Regions from separate parts of the Homo sapiens genome. Here region 2 is linked to region 1. Evidence: chromatin loops called from intact Hi-C (ENCODE). Cell type or tissue: IMR-90. All regions are shown on one strand. Each heading gives the region's core, and the rest is flanking DNA. Links, peaks and the distances in the headings are about the cores only.

Evidence for each region. A loop is a pair of places that touch in the nucleus more often than their neighbours do. Peaks named below come from ENCODE experiments on the same cell type or tissue, not always from the same donor. Only the 100,000 strongest peaks of a DNase experiment are listed, where the experiment ranks them.
Region 2: it touches region 1 in a loop (10-fold over the local background); 8 of 110 quality-filtered maps call a loop at or near these places.

The regions. Positions count from the first base shown.
Region 1 is chr13:49,603,900-49,610,596 of GRCh38, reverse strand. No RefSeq gene overlaps it. Among named protein-coding and RNA genes, the nearest start is that of ARL11, 21 kb to the left of the region's middle. RefSeq lists an enhancer at 3,492-3,711. In IMR-90, for the core only: a CTCF peak has its summit at 3,356; a DNase peak (open chromatin) is centred at 3,386; H3K4me3 peaks cover 182 bases; H3K27ac peaks cover 174 bases.
Region 2 is chr13:49,278,509-49,285,874 of GRCh38, reverse strand. It overlaps CDADC1 (cytidine and dCMP deaminase domain containing 1), which reads right to left. Exons shown (of 10, transcript NM_030911.4): 7 at 7,356-7,366; 8 at 5,177-5,366. Among named protein-coding and RNA genes, the nearest start is that of CDADC1, 34 kb to the right of the region's middle. In IMR-90, for the core only: a CTCF peak has its summit at 4,605 (motif pointing right); a DNase peak (open chromatin) is centred at 4,634.

The sequences.
Region 1 (6,697 bases), core at 2,268-4,767:
AATTACCTCAAAATTTAGTGGCTTAAAACAATTATTTTGTTTTGCTTATGATTTTGAGGGTCAGGATTTCAAGAAGGGCTAGATCACATTGTTCTCACTTAGGGTATCTCAAGCAGCTGCAGTCAGATGTCAGCTGGGGATGAAGTCACCTGACGGTTCACCTAGGCTGGATGTCCAGAATGGCTCACTCACATGGCTGACAGTTGATGCTGCTGTCAGCTGGGGGCTCAGTGAGACTAGCAACTGGAGTGCTTACAGATGGCCTCTACATGTTAGTTGGCCTCTTTCCAACATGGCATTCTCAGGGTAGTCAGACCACTTATGTGGAGGCTCAGGGATCTGAGACCAAGTATTCCAGTGAACAAGTAGGAATCTGTGTCACCTTTTCTGACCTAGCCTGAGAAGCCACACTTCTCAGTGTGTACCACTTATTCTGCATTTTATTGTTTGCAAGCAAATCGTTAAGTCTATCCGAATTCAAAGGGAGGGTACAAAGATGCCACCTCTCAATGGGTGGGGTGCCAAAGAATTTGTGACCATATTTTGTAAAAATCCATACATCACTTCAGTGGTGATGTTTCTAATGTTTTACCATTAAATGTAATATTTTCTCTAGGTTCTTGACAGATATCCTTTATAAGTTTGAGGACCCCTTAAATTCAATTATGAGCACATACAAAGAAACAGCAGTTGCCATTTGTTTTTCCTCATATACAAAGGAATATAATTCATGGAGAAGACTTGGGGAAAATTTATATTGTAAGATTTGTGAAATCTGGCTACATAGGTAAAGGTTAGTATACAATAGCAAATAATATTTAAGGATGTTATATTTTAGTCTGGAATATTTTAGAACATAAGTGGGATATTATTTTTTATCAATTGTAATTCAGTTAATATTTAGCAATAACTTGGCCAGGCACAGTGACTCACACCTGTAATCCCAGCACTCTGGGAAGCCAAGACAGGAGAATTGCTTGAAGCCAGGAGTTTGAGACCAGCCTGGGCAACATAGTGAGATCCTGTCTCTACAAAAACAATTTTTTTTTTAGTCAGGCATGGTGGCACACACCTGTAGTCCCAGGTAGGCTGTAGTCTCAGCTAGGCTGAGGTGGGAGGATCACTTGAACCCAGGAGGTAGAGGCCACCATGAGCTATGATCATGCGAGCAAGACCTTGCCTCTTAAAAAAAAAAAAGCAATATCCATCACATATTGCAAAGAGATGATTAGAGAAAAGAATGTAAGAAATTTCTTACAGAAACAATACATTTATTTTATATGGAAAGGAACCATTTTTCCTTTAAATAGGGAATCTAGACAATATTCATCTAAATAGCACATTTAATTTCACTAAAACCTCAGATCCCACTATAGAATCCTGCTGAGCTAGTTTAGATTAGACCATATGGTGAGCTCTTTAAGAAAAAGGAAGTGATCTCTTTCCTAAGCCCATACATACTACTTCAATGATAAGGAAGGCTGATTTGTAACACATAGGCCAAAGAGAAGAATGAACAAGAACCAGAGATGTGTCCCAGTCTCTAGAGCTGGGCTGAGTCAGGCCATCTGCACCTGACCTTTCTAGAACAAGGAGTGATGAGGCTTCTAGGGAAGCTATCACTGGGCCCATCATATCTGGTTACATGGTGATCAGAATGGAGATGATAAATGCTCTAAATGGAAGGCACAGCATGTCCTAAAAGATGAAAGGTTTACATAATATAGGCTTATTCATATACTTTTGGCCCCTGGGAACCACAGCCTTGGGACATATATACCCATGCTTGCGAAAATGTGGAAGCTGGGGAGGTGAGAAGGTAGTGAAAAAGCTGGAGTGTGAAGAAGTTTGGGTTTCCATAGACACCCCCTCTTTTCAAACCTTTTTTCAATTTAACCACAGTCACTGGATTAAATGAATCAATTTAGTTAGGTGGAAATAACAAGTTTATATATCAGTGTAAAAAAGGAACATAAAGAAAAGGATGATGTGGGTTTTTTTTTTCACCCTCAAGTAAATACAATTTTTCCCTTTTAATTGCTTTCTACAGTGAAATCAGGTGAGTTATAGTTGACATTTTATGTGTAATAGATATTTCAGAGTTTGCAGTGGTAGAAAAAGAAAGAAGTAGTAATAGGACCAAAGAAAAAAAGGAACATTTAATAACTGTATCAGAATGTGAGTACTGCTGCCTCCACCCACCAATCATTAGAAGCAAGTGTTAGAAGCAGCAGCTATACCAAGGCCAGGCACAGTGGCTTATGCCTGTAATCCCAGCTCTTTGGGAGGCTGAGGTGGGCAGATCTCTTGAGGCCAAGAGTTCGACACCAACCTGGCCAACATGGTAAAACCCCTCTATTAAAAATACAAAATTAGCCAGGTGTGGTGGCACGCACCTGTAATCTCAGCTACTCGGGAGGGTGAGGCAGGAGAATTGCTTGAACCTGGGAGGTGGTCAGGAGGCTGAGGTGGGAGAATTGCTTGAACCCAGGAGGTGGAGGTTGCAGTGAGCTGAGATTGCACCACTGCACTCCTGGCTGGGCAACAGAGTGAGACTTCGTCTTAAAAAATAAATGAATAAATACATAAAAATAGACGCAGCAGCAATACCAGACTTCCTCTTAGCCACCTGCTAGACCTATAGTCTTGCAAACAACTTCCGATGTCATTCCTGTCTTGATAAATGTAGAGAGAGTTCTGGGAAACGTCAGCCTGGCATGCTAGAACATAGTGAGCTTATACGGTGTTAAAACTCTAGGAAACTGTTAAGTTCTGACTCTCCTTCCATGAGGGTTTTTCATCCATTTTTGGCAGTCCTTCACACTACCTGTTTCCATTCCAAGGAATTCTGCCTCTTATTTTTTTATTTTTTATAGCGACAAGGTCTCACCCTGTTGCCCAGGCTGGTCTCAAATTCCTGGGCTCAAGCAATCCTCCCACCTCAGCTTCCCAAAGCACTGTGATTACAGGCATGACCCACCACACCTGGCCGGAATTCTGCCTTCTAATCTGGCTCATTGACCAACTTTTGAGTGAACTGAGATAAATCCTACAAATTGCTGAGTTTGTTTCCATGTTTGTGATGCACTGAAGTAGTCCTCTTGTGAATGTGCCTGGATCATATTATAAATGTTGTGGTCACTCCTGTAGCCAGTTTGGAAATATTGCAATAATTTCAGAATTGAAGAAATGTATCTTGAAATTAAAAACTACTTAAACCTATAGAATACACCTGGGTATTAATTTCTTATTAGACAGCATTAAATCTAGATTGGTTAGTAAGTGAACCAGAGGCAACCAAGTAAATGAGAATGAACCTTTAACTGATGCTAGGTTTGGGCCCGCGCCACATGGTGGCAGGCTTGCTCTGTGAAGTACTTCCTCTTCAGGACCAACAAACAATAGTGTTCCTAAACGCCATAAAGCTTTCCTCCAAGCCGTGACTCAGGGACCAAGGCTCCTTTCATTCTGTGGCCCCGCCATCTTCAACAAGCGGTTTCCAGGGTCTTTGCAGAAGGAGAAAGAACAAGAAGGACCACCGTGGGAGATCTGTGTGTGATCCCAGGAAAACAAACTTCATCAAGAAACAAGTTTCTGCTTTTCTTTTCTTTTCTTTTTTTTTTGACAGAGTCTCTGTAGCCCAGGCTGGAGTGCAGTGGTGCGATATCGGCTCACTACAACCTCCATCTCCCGGGCTCAAGCAATTCTTGTGCCTCAGCCTCCCGAGCAGCTGGGATTACAGGCATGCACCACCAAACCCAGCTAATTTTTGTATTTTAACTAAAGATGGGTTTTCGCCATGTTAGCCAGGCTGGTCTCGAACTCCTGACTTCAGGCGATCTGCCCTCCTCAGCCTCCCAAAATGCTGGGATTACAGGTGTGAGCCACTGCGCCCTTCAAGAAACAAGTTTTAATGCTAGTATTTAACTACATTAAATCACATTAAACTACATGGTTTAGGAAATTAATTTTTAGAAAGAATAACATAAGTTATTAAGTTGTGAAGATTGTATTTTCTTTTTTTTATTTTTATTTTTATTTTTGAGACAGAGTCTTGCTCTGTCCCCCAGGCTGGAGTGCAGTGGTGTGATCTTGGCTCACTGAAGCCTCTACCTCCTGGTTTCAAGTGATTTTCCTGTCTCAGCCTCCCGAATAGCTGGGATTACAGGCGCCCACCACCATGCCTGGCTAATTTTTTTTTTTGAGACGGAGTTTCACTCTTGTTGCCCAGGCTGGAGTGCAATGGCATGATCTTGGCTCACTGCAACCTCCGCCTCCCAGGTTCAAGTGATTCTCCTGCCTCAGCCTCCCAAGTAGCCGGGATTACAGGCATGTGCCACCACACCTGGCTAATTTTTTTTTTGTATTTTTAGTAGAGACGGGGTTTCTCCATGTTGGCCAGGCTGGTCTTGAACTCCTGACCTCAGGTGATCCACCCGCCTTGACCTTCCAAAGTGCTGGGATTACAGGTGTGAGCCACCGTGCCTGGCCTAATTTTTGTATTTTTAGTAGAGACGGGGTTTCACCATATTGGCCAGGCTGGTCTTGAACTCCTGACCTCAAGTGGTCCGCCCACCTCGGCCTCTCAAAGTGCTGGGATTACAGGCCCACTGCGCTCGGCCAAGATTGCATTCTCTTTAAAAAAATGTTACTTTACATCGTATGGTACATAGGCAGCAATGATTTAACCTTCAGTAGAACATTCCGCCTCTAAATCTCAGTATCATCTTCTCCAAAATGATGGGTTTGTATTTACTTAAAGTTCCATAATTATCATACCCCTCTTACAATTAAAAAAGGCTTAAATATTCTTCTTCAGTAAAAGGAATATCAGTCATGTTACAGTAGCTTTTTAAAGAATATGGTTTCTGGAGTTGGACTGCCTAGGTTTGAGTTTGAGTTCTGCCATTTATTAACTGTGAGGTATTAGGTATGGTACTCAGCCTATCAAAATTTCAGTTTCTTTCCAGGCATGGTGGCTCACACCTGTAATCTCAGCACTTTGGGAGACCCAGGTGGGCAGATGGTTTGAGTTTAGGAGTTAGAGACCAGCCTATGCAACATGGTGAAACTCCGTCTTTACAAAAAATAAAAAAATTAGCCAGGCACAGTGGCATGCACTTATAGTCCTAGCTACCAGGGAAGCTGAGATAGGAGGATTGCTGAAGCCTGGGAGGTCAAGGCTGCAATGAGCCATGAGCAAGACCCTGTCTCAAAAAAAAGAAAAAACAAACAAAAAAAAATGCAAAACAAAAAAAACGAGACTTGATTAGTCCACATTATATACATGTAACTAAATTTCACATGTACCCCATAAATTTGTACACGTAAAAAAGATTTCAATTTCCTCATCCATAAAGTGGGATAAGTTACTGCACATATCTTATAGGGTTGTTAGGATTAAATGGGAAAAACGTATGTATGGCAGAGACTGGCCAACTGTTTACTAAACTGTTTCTTTTTCTTCCTGAGCAAACAGTTAAACCACATTTTCCATCTTCACTTAAGTTAGCTGTGGCCATGCAACTGAGTCCTGATCAGTGGAATGTGAAAGTGTTAGCAGCAGTGAATCTGTACAGGTCTGCAGCAGCCTCAATTCTTGCCACCTCAGAAGAAAGAACTTGACTGAGGGGCATAAGGCAGAGGGAGAGACTGAGGCAAGTTTTAGAGCAGGAGTGAAAGTCTTTAAAAAGTTTTAGAGCAGGAATTTTAAAAAAGTACACTTGGAAGAGGGCCAAGCAGGTAACGTGAAAGATTCAAGTGTACAGTTTGACCTTTGACTCGGGGCTTTATACACTGGCATGCTTCCAGTGGGTAACATCTCTTCTCCCAGTTCTTCCTTTGGGGTGGGCTGTCTGCATTCGCACTGGCCTGCCAGCACTTGGGAGGAGCCGCATGTGCAGTGTGTTTACTGAAGCTGTGCACATGCTCACTTGAGGCGTTTTTCCCTTACCAGTTGAGTGTTCTAGAGGAAGGTCATATACTGGTTAAACTCTGCCATTTTGCCTTAGTTTTCATGCTTGAGCCCACTCACCCAACTCCTGAGATCTTACCAGGAAGCTGCTGATCACCAGTTTCGGGTGTTTTCTATTTATTGAGAGCCTGCCTTTCTCTGGCGCTGGCTGCAACCAATTATTATTTTAGAGAGACAGTTAACAACCGCCTGACCATTACCTGATGGTTTCCTGACATTCCTGGTTGTGGTAGGGGGGTGCTTTCCTGCCCTGCTCATGTCTGCCTACTACCTACTGTAACAAAAGGAAGAGAAGCGTGCTATTTCCAGGCTAAGCTCACACGCAGCTCTCCCACGGTGGTCCTCCTTGTTCTTTCCCCTTCTGCAAAGACCCTGGAAGCCACTTGTTGAAGATGGCAGGGCCACAAAATGAAAGGAGCCTTGGTCCGAGAGTCATGGTTTGGAGGAAAGCTTTATGCCTTTAGGAATACTATTAATAGCGTTTCTCTCAGTATTACAAACCAGAAGCCTACAGCCCTGAACTTAAAACACAAGCAATATAATGGTGATCTTGTCTGCAGGATTTTTTTAAGCTAGAGAAAGTCTAGGAAATAAAGTTGTATGTAGAAGCAGTAAAACTGTAAGCTATTCATATATGTAACTCACAGAAAGTCAACATCTTGTATTTATATTTGCTACATTTTTTGAAAATTTAATGGCATATACAAGAAGGGAAATGAGATA
Region 2 (7,366 bases), core at 3,084-5,583, 330 kb after region 1:
GCCACTGCACTTCAGCCTGGGTGACAGAGCAAGCCTCCATCTTGAAAAAAAAAAAAAATTAAAAAAATAGAAGAAAAAGAAGTTAGCATGTTCAAATTAACAAAGCCCTAATAACGCCACACTGAGTGATCCTGAATGATATAACTTCTGGGATCCGAATCAATACTCTTAGAGAAGTTGAAGATTCTTTACATTCATTTTAATTGGAAGTAAGTGGAAGACCAGAGGATTGGAGTGACTTGTCTCAGGTTACACCCTAACTACAGGAGGCAATAGAATTAGAACCCATGCCCAGTACTATGGAATTAACATCGCATTGTATTCTATCTCCAGGTCCTAGAGAATCTTATAATAGCTAGAAAAGGCCTAGGTATTAAAGAATGAAAATATGACCAAGATAGGCCATGCACAGTGGCTCACGCCTGTAATCCCAGCACTTTGGGAGGCTGAGGTGGGTGGATCACGAGGTCAGATAGAGACCATCCTGGCTAACAAGGTGAAACCCCGTCTCTACTAAAAATACAAAAAATTAGCTGGGCGTGGTGGCCGGTGCCTGTAGTCCCAGCTACTCGAGAGGCTGAGGCAGGAGAATGGCGAGAACCCGGGAGGTGGAGCTTGCAGTGAGCCGAGATTGCACCACTGCACTCCAGCCTGGAAGACAGAGCAAGACTCTGTCTCACAAAAAAAAAAAAGAAAAAAGAAAAAAAAAAGAAAAGAAAAAGAAAATATGACCAAGATTACCTTGCCTTTTAATGTTGTTATATCATAAACTATTACCTGCATCATATCATTTTATATCATATCATATATCTCCTCTGATTACTGTATTTCATCTCAACCATTCAGGAATAAATAGGGAAGCCTGAAGATTCACAGATATTACATAGAATATTGGGGCAGGAGAAAATAAAAATGGAGAGTAATCGGTATCTTATAGCACAGCCCTTCTTTTCTCAGCTGGATAGAATCTCTATCAGAATCACTAATGACTTAACCAAAAGGCCCTGCTAGGGCACCATCTCAGGACACAAATATGGATTACCCGGGAGCCTCTTCCATAAGCATCAGTTCACTCATCAGATTAACTAGTTAACATCACGAGCCTTGAGGGGGGATGAGATACAGGACAAACATTTTACCATGTATTAAAAGTCCCTGGAAAGGGAGGACATCTAGAAATGGTTGGTTATTTAAACGAATGGGATGGTTTAGGCTAGCACCAAGAAAGAGAGAAGACTTAGAAAGGGTAGGAAGCTACATGAGAAATTACCAAAAAAATGTTTAAAATTAGGCATTTTTTGAAAGACGTCAAACCACTAAAACCTATTAATTTGGGCAGACAAAGTAAAAACAAGTAATCCTGAATTTATGTTTAAGGACATTCATAAAAAGGCTTCTTATAACTGTAAAAACTTAGAAACAATCCAGGTGTCCAACAACATGGGAATGGTTAAATAAGTTAGGCCTATGGGTTGGAATATTGTGTTAAATTATTTAAAATATTTTTTAAAGAACTTTTAGTGGCAGAAAATACAGCAACATGTTAATTGTGGTATCTATGAGTTGTGAGATAATACACGTTCTTTTTTATTTTCCTAGTCTTCTACAATGAGCATATACTACTTTCATAATAAAAATAAGTAATATAACCTAATAGAGAAAAATCCACACATATTAAAGAGAAAACAAAGAACTGAGTATGTGGACATGGATATAGATTGATAAAATCTATTCTTGGAAACAGTGTTGCCCAGTCCTAGCCTGGTTTGTGACAACACCACAGAATAGAACTACTTATCTCAAGGTCTATGGTAACTTATCAAAAAGGAAAGCAAAAAATCTTTCAAAGTAATTTCAATTTGCTTTAATCTTAAAAACAAATACCAAATTTATTGACACACACTATTTTTGATAATCTTGGTACTGAAATTCAGATTTAGAACAAATTCTAGTTCATGTTAATTACTTGCATTTACAAAACTAGGTATCTAGCTAACCATCTACATAATATTTGCAGCCAGGCCAGATGAGAAGGATGAGAAGATGGACAGCTCATCTTCACTGGAGGTAGAACAGAGAACAACCATGAACAACAGCCTTTGGAACATGTGCCTGAGTGAGGGTATTTCCGGGAGGGTCTGGCCCAACTGGGTGCTTCCTTTCCCATCTCTGCCCCTGAAGATCCCCTTAGTCTTCCTGCCTCCTTCTGCTTCTCTTGCCCTTTCTTAAGTTCTTCTGATCTCTTCATTCTCTTTACAATTGAAAAGCTATTAAAATCTACCAGTAAGCAAGATATTTCAGAATTCTCCATAACCCATCACTCATAGTCCTTAATCTTTATGATTAAGTCACTTAATCTTTATGAGGAGAACTTGAAAAACCTATTTATTCACACTCTTCAGGAGGAATGAAGAGACAGAAAACAAAAACACGGAAGTAGAGATTTCTCTGACTAGTTGGATATAAGCTTTTATTGAGTTTTACAAAAAAGGTATCTTTCCCATCTCTGCCTTCTTTCAGTGCCATGTCAACACCCCCTCATTTAAAAATGTGATAAACTTTAAATAAGACAATTAGAAAAAAATGACAATATTACAAATGGTAAAAACTTATGATACTTCATATACACATGACAGACACTGGATAGTATGTTTCTATATTTAAAATTATATACATATATAATTATATGTTATATGTCCAAGTTAATCATATATATGTATGTTCCAGGTATCCTGGACTCAAACTGATGTATATGGCAGGAATGTAAAGCTGAAATATATAAACGGTTCTTTTATATCATTTTTCTTCCCACTGCAAATTCTAGTAGTTAAATGTTACATTAACTCATTCAATGCCAGGATTAAATCATTGGATGTCATAGAAACAATGTATGATTCTGGACAGGATCCTTTTGCTATATAAAAGCAGTCCCCAACCTTTGTGGCACCAGGGACCAGGTACCGGTTTCATGGAAGTTTTTCCACAGACCAGATGGTGAGGAATGGGGGATCATCAGGCTTTAGATTCTCATAAGGAGTGCACAACCTAGATCCCTTGCATGGGCAGTTCACAATAGGGTTCACACTCACATGAGAATCTAATGCCGCTGCTGATCTGGCCGGAGGCAGAGCTTAAGCAGTAATGTGAGCAATGGGGAGTGACCATAAATACAGAAGAAGCTTCTTAACTGGTACCCAGGGGTTGGGGAAACCTGCTATATAAGACATTTCTTGGGCAGCTAATGAACCTTGACTGGAATCTGTGGATTAGTGGCAGTAATGTATCAATGTTAATTTCCTGATTTTTATGGTTGTAATTATGTGGTTATTTCTCATTTGAGGAAATAAAGGGTGAGCTGGTATCATGTCAACAACTTCTGGGAAAAAATTTCTTTGTAGTGTTTTTATAACTTTTCTGTATGCTTAAGGTTTTTTCCAAATAAAAAGCTTTTTGAAAACCAAAATAGGCTGAGAACAGTGGCTCATGCTTGTCCCAGCACTTTGGGAGGCTGAGGCAGGCAGATCGCTTGAGCCCAGGAGACAGAGATTGCCAAGATGGCGCCACTGCACTCCAGCCTGGGTGAGATAGTGAGACCCTGTCTCAAAACAAAAACAAAAGCAAAAAAAAAAAAAAAAAAACCCACAAAAACCAGAACCCAAATAGTGAAGAGGTATAAAGACTTAAAAGTTCTTGTGTTTTCCATGAACTACCTCAGTACATTTTTGGAACTATCAAATAAGAAATTCTTTTTTTCCCGGGCCAGTCGTGGTGGCTCATGCCTATAATCCCAGCACTTTGGGTGGCCGAGGCCGGTGTATCACCTGAGGTCAGGAGTTCAAGAGCAGCCTGGCCAACATGGTGAAACCCCGTCTCTATTATTAAAAATACAAAAGATTAGCTGGGCATGGTGGCGTGCGCCTGTAATCCCAGATACTGGGGGGTGGGGGGAGGGGGGTGGGGGTAGCAAGGCAGGAGAATCGCTGGAACCCGGGAGGCTGAGTTTGCAGTGAGCCGAGATCACGCCATTGCACTCCAGCCTGGGCAATGAGTGAAACTCCATCTCAAAATAAATATATAAATAAATAAACAAATATTCTTGTTTTCCTGATTTTTCTCATGAGAAATGTGTGTGTTTGTGTGTGTGCACCTCCCTTTGTTTGGGGGTGGGGGTGACCTTTAAACTATTGCAGGGGATCCCAAACCTTTGGCAGCAACCAGTACTGGTCCGTGGCCTGTTAGGAACTGGGCCGCACGGCAGCAAGTGAGTGCAGGCGAGCGAGCATTACCGCCTGAGCTCCACCTCCTGTCAGATGAGCGGTGGAATTAGATTCTCATAGGAGCAGAACCCTACTGTGAACTGCACACCTGAGGGATCTAGGCTGCGTGCTCCTTATGAGAATCTATTGCCTGATGATCTGAGGTGGAATAGTTTCATCCCAAAACCATAACCCCATCTGTGGAAAAATTGTCTTCCACAAAACCGGTCACTGGTGCCGAAAAGGGTGGGGACTGCTGAAGTATTTTCACCTCTATCCACCTCTCTAAGCCAGAAAGGAGAGGGAAGAGATGGGTCAGAGATTTTTCTTTTATCAGCCACCAGATGGCACCAAAAGATCCACTGGCTCAATTCTCTACAGAGATGTAAATTCATAAGGCAGGAATCCTTAGCTGAACAGTTGCAGTTAGGTAAGGGTTTGCACATATAAATAAACTCAATAATAATAATAATTTGTTGAAACTCGGCCGGGCGCGGTGGCTTACGCCTGTAATCCCAGCACTTTGGGAGACGGAGGCGGGCGGATCACCTGAGCTCAGGAGTTTGAGACCAGCCCGGACAACATGGCGAAACCCCGTCTCTACTAAAAATACAAAAATTAGCCAGGCGTGGTGGCCGGCGCCTGTAATCCCAGCTACTCGGGGGGCTGAGACAGGAGAATCACTTGAACCCAGGAGGCGGAGTCTGCAGTGAGCCGAGATCGAGCCACTGGCACTCCAGCCTAGGCAACAGAGAGAGACTCTGTCTCAAATAATAATAATAAAATAATAATAATAATAATAATAATAATAATTTGTTGAAACTCTTTAAAAGGGTGGGAATCACTAACTTACAATATTGCAGCAGGGTACCTAACAACATAATACAAAATACACCTGAAAAAAATGTGTATCTACTTACCGTAAATTTGCTAACACCTTCAAGCTCCCCGAACCTCATGTAAGAGATGTCTGCCTTCTTTTTTCCAACATCTACATCTCCTGCATAGATTTGTTTTATGCCTGCACCTTTAATTAAAGGTACACACTCATCACATGGGCACTTTGTCACAAAAATCATGCTTCTTTCTTCTGGTTTTATTTCTTGACACCTACAAAAAAAATTATAAAATATCAGAAAGGTCGTTTCTGAAAGGGTAAGTTATTTTTTAGAAAAATCTTTAAACACTAAAATTGAGCTGTTTTAAAAACAGATTTATGACATTATTAATAATGATCATCAAGCCTTAGACTTGCTGAATTACTGAATGTTCAAAGTATGTAAACCCACAAAAGTGTTATGATACAACCTGAACATGACAATTATTATAACTAAAAATAATTTATTGATTCTAAGTAAGAGGTTCAGTTTCAGATTACAAAATAAATGAAATCAGGAAGATACAGACACCAAAGAAAGAGAGAAAAAACCCCCAATGCTTTCTAAATAAGTACCTGTTTAGAATACTGGAATTAGATTTGAAACTGATACCTTAAGAGCTAATCATGTCTGATTAGACACTAACTCATCTTGTTAGACAAATGACACAGCCCTATCTGGTACCTAGTGGATAGTCAATAAATGTTTACTAAATGAATAATCAAATACTTAAGTTCTGTTTTGACTTATAGTTCCCTTACCCCTTCCCTATCATAGGATAATTTTAAAAAGAAAAGTTTCTATTTGATATATTCACACCTCTGTACAAAATGAAGCAAGTAAATCTGTAATGAAGAGGACAAGGAAAAGAATAGAGGGAATTTTGGGTGAAATTTTGCATGCTGAGGGTAGTTTAGGACTAACAACTGGGGCTGCAAGGACTGACTTCCGGGTTCTGAGGCTTACGTAGCTCTCAGCCAGCCATCTTCAATTCCTCCACCGCCAGCCTTCCACATCCATCTTCCTTGTTGAGACTGTTATTTACGTTCACCTGGACTAGGGCAACAGAATTCTATGCATCTAGTCTGTTCAAACAATACTACCTACATAATCTATAGCGTATGGCTCTGTCAATGCCATTCCATTTCCCCGCTGCCTACCAAATGGAGCATAAACTCAAAGTCCTCTCGAGTCCAGTCCCAGCCTGTCCTTGTGAGCTGTCTTTCCCTTGTGTCCACATTCCAACCTAACTGGAATATTCATGCTCCTAAACACACCACGGATTTTCCTACTTCTAGACCGTTGCTTATGCTAGAAGCAAGAATGGTCTTCCCTTCCCTTCCAATTGCCCCAGTCTAGGAATCCTTTAAAGCTCAGTTCAGATGCCAGTTCTTCCCTAAAGCCTTTCCCTTGCACTCTCCCATTTGTCCATAGCAGCTCCAGAATGTCCGCAGCACTTTACATTTGCCCCTCCCACAGAATCCACAGCACGAGGTGGATGCCGTCTCATATCCCCTATTGCATTAGAAGCTCTCCAAGGACAGGAGTCATGTCTTACACAGTTTTTTAATCCCTTAACCTTAATGGTAAAGGCTGAGAAGTGTTTGTGAAAATGATGTAAATTAACAGGTATAATCACTAACAAAAGCTCTTTTGAAGCAATTTGGTTCATTATAAATCCCTATTCTGAATACTGCAGGCCATTGTAACACAATGGTAAGTATTTGCGTATCTGAACATAAAAAAGGTAACGTGTGATGTTACAATGGCTACTTCACTCAGGAATTTTTCAGCTCTGTTATAATCTTATGGGAACACGTTGTGCATGTAGTCCATCGTTGCTCAAAATGTCTTTCTGTGGCGTGTAACTGTATTAATAAATGCGTGCTCCAGATTTAGAAAACAAAGGAGCCTTAACATCCAGAAATATGAGAGGCTGAGCAAGATCCCAAAGGATAAACTTAAAGCAGTTTCATATTGGAGAGAGGCAAGGGAAAAAAAGACATGCTCAACAAATTGGGAAGACCTGAAGAGGCGATGACCTCAGGTCAGGTCATAGCTTCAGGTCTGGCAGTGAGGACCAAGCTTTACCAAAGTTATACTTCTGAAAGGAAACTTTCTTGGAATTTGAAAAAGGAAATAAATTACAATTATAAGAAAATTAATTTCAACCAACCCTTGCTACATTTTAAAGAAAAGTACACCAAGAAGGATTTCATACCTAAATGTCAA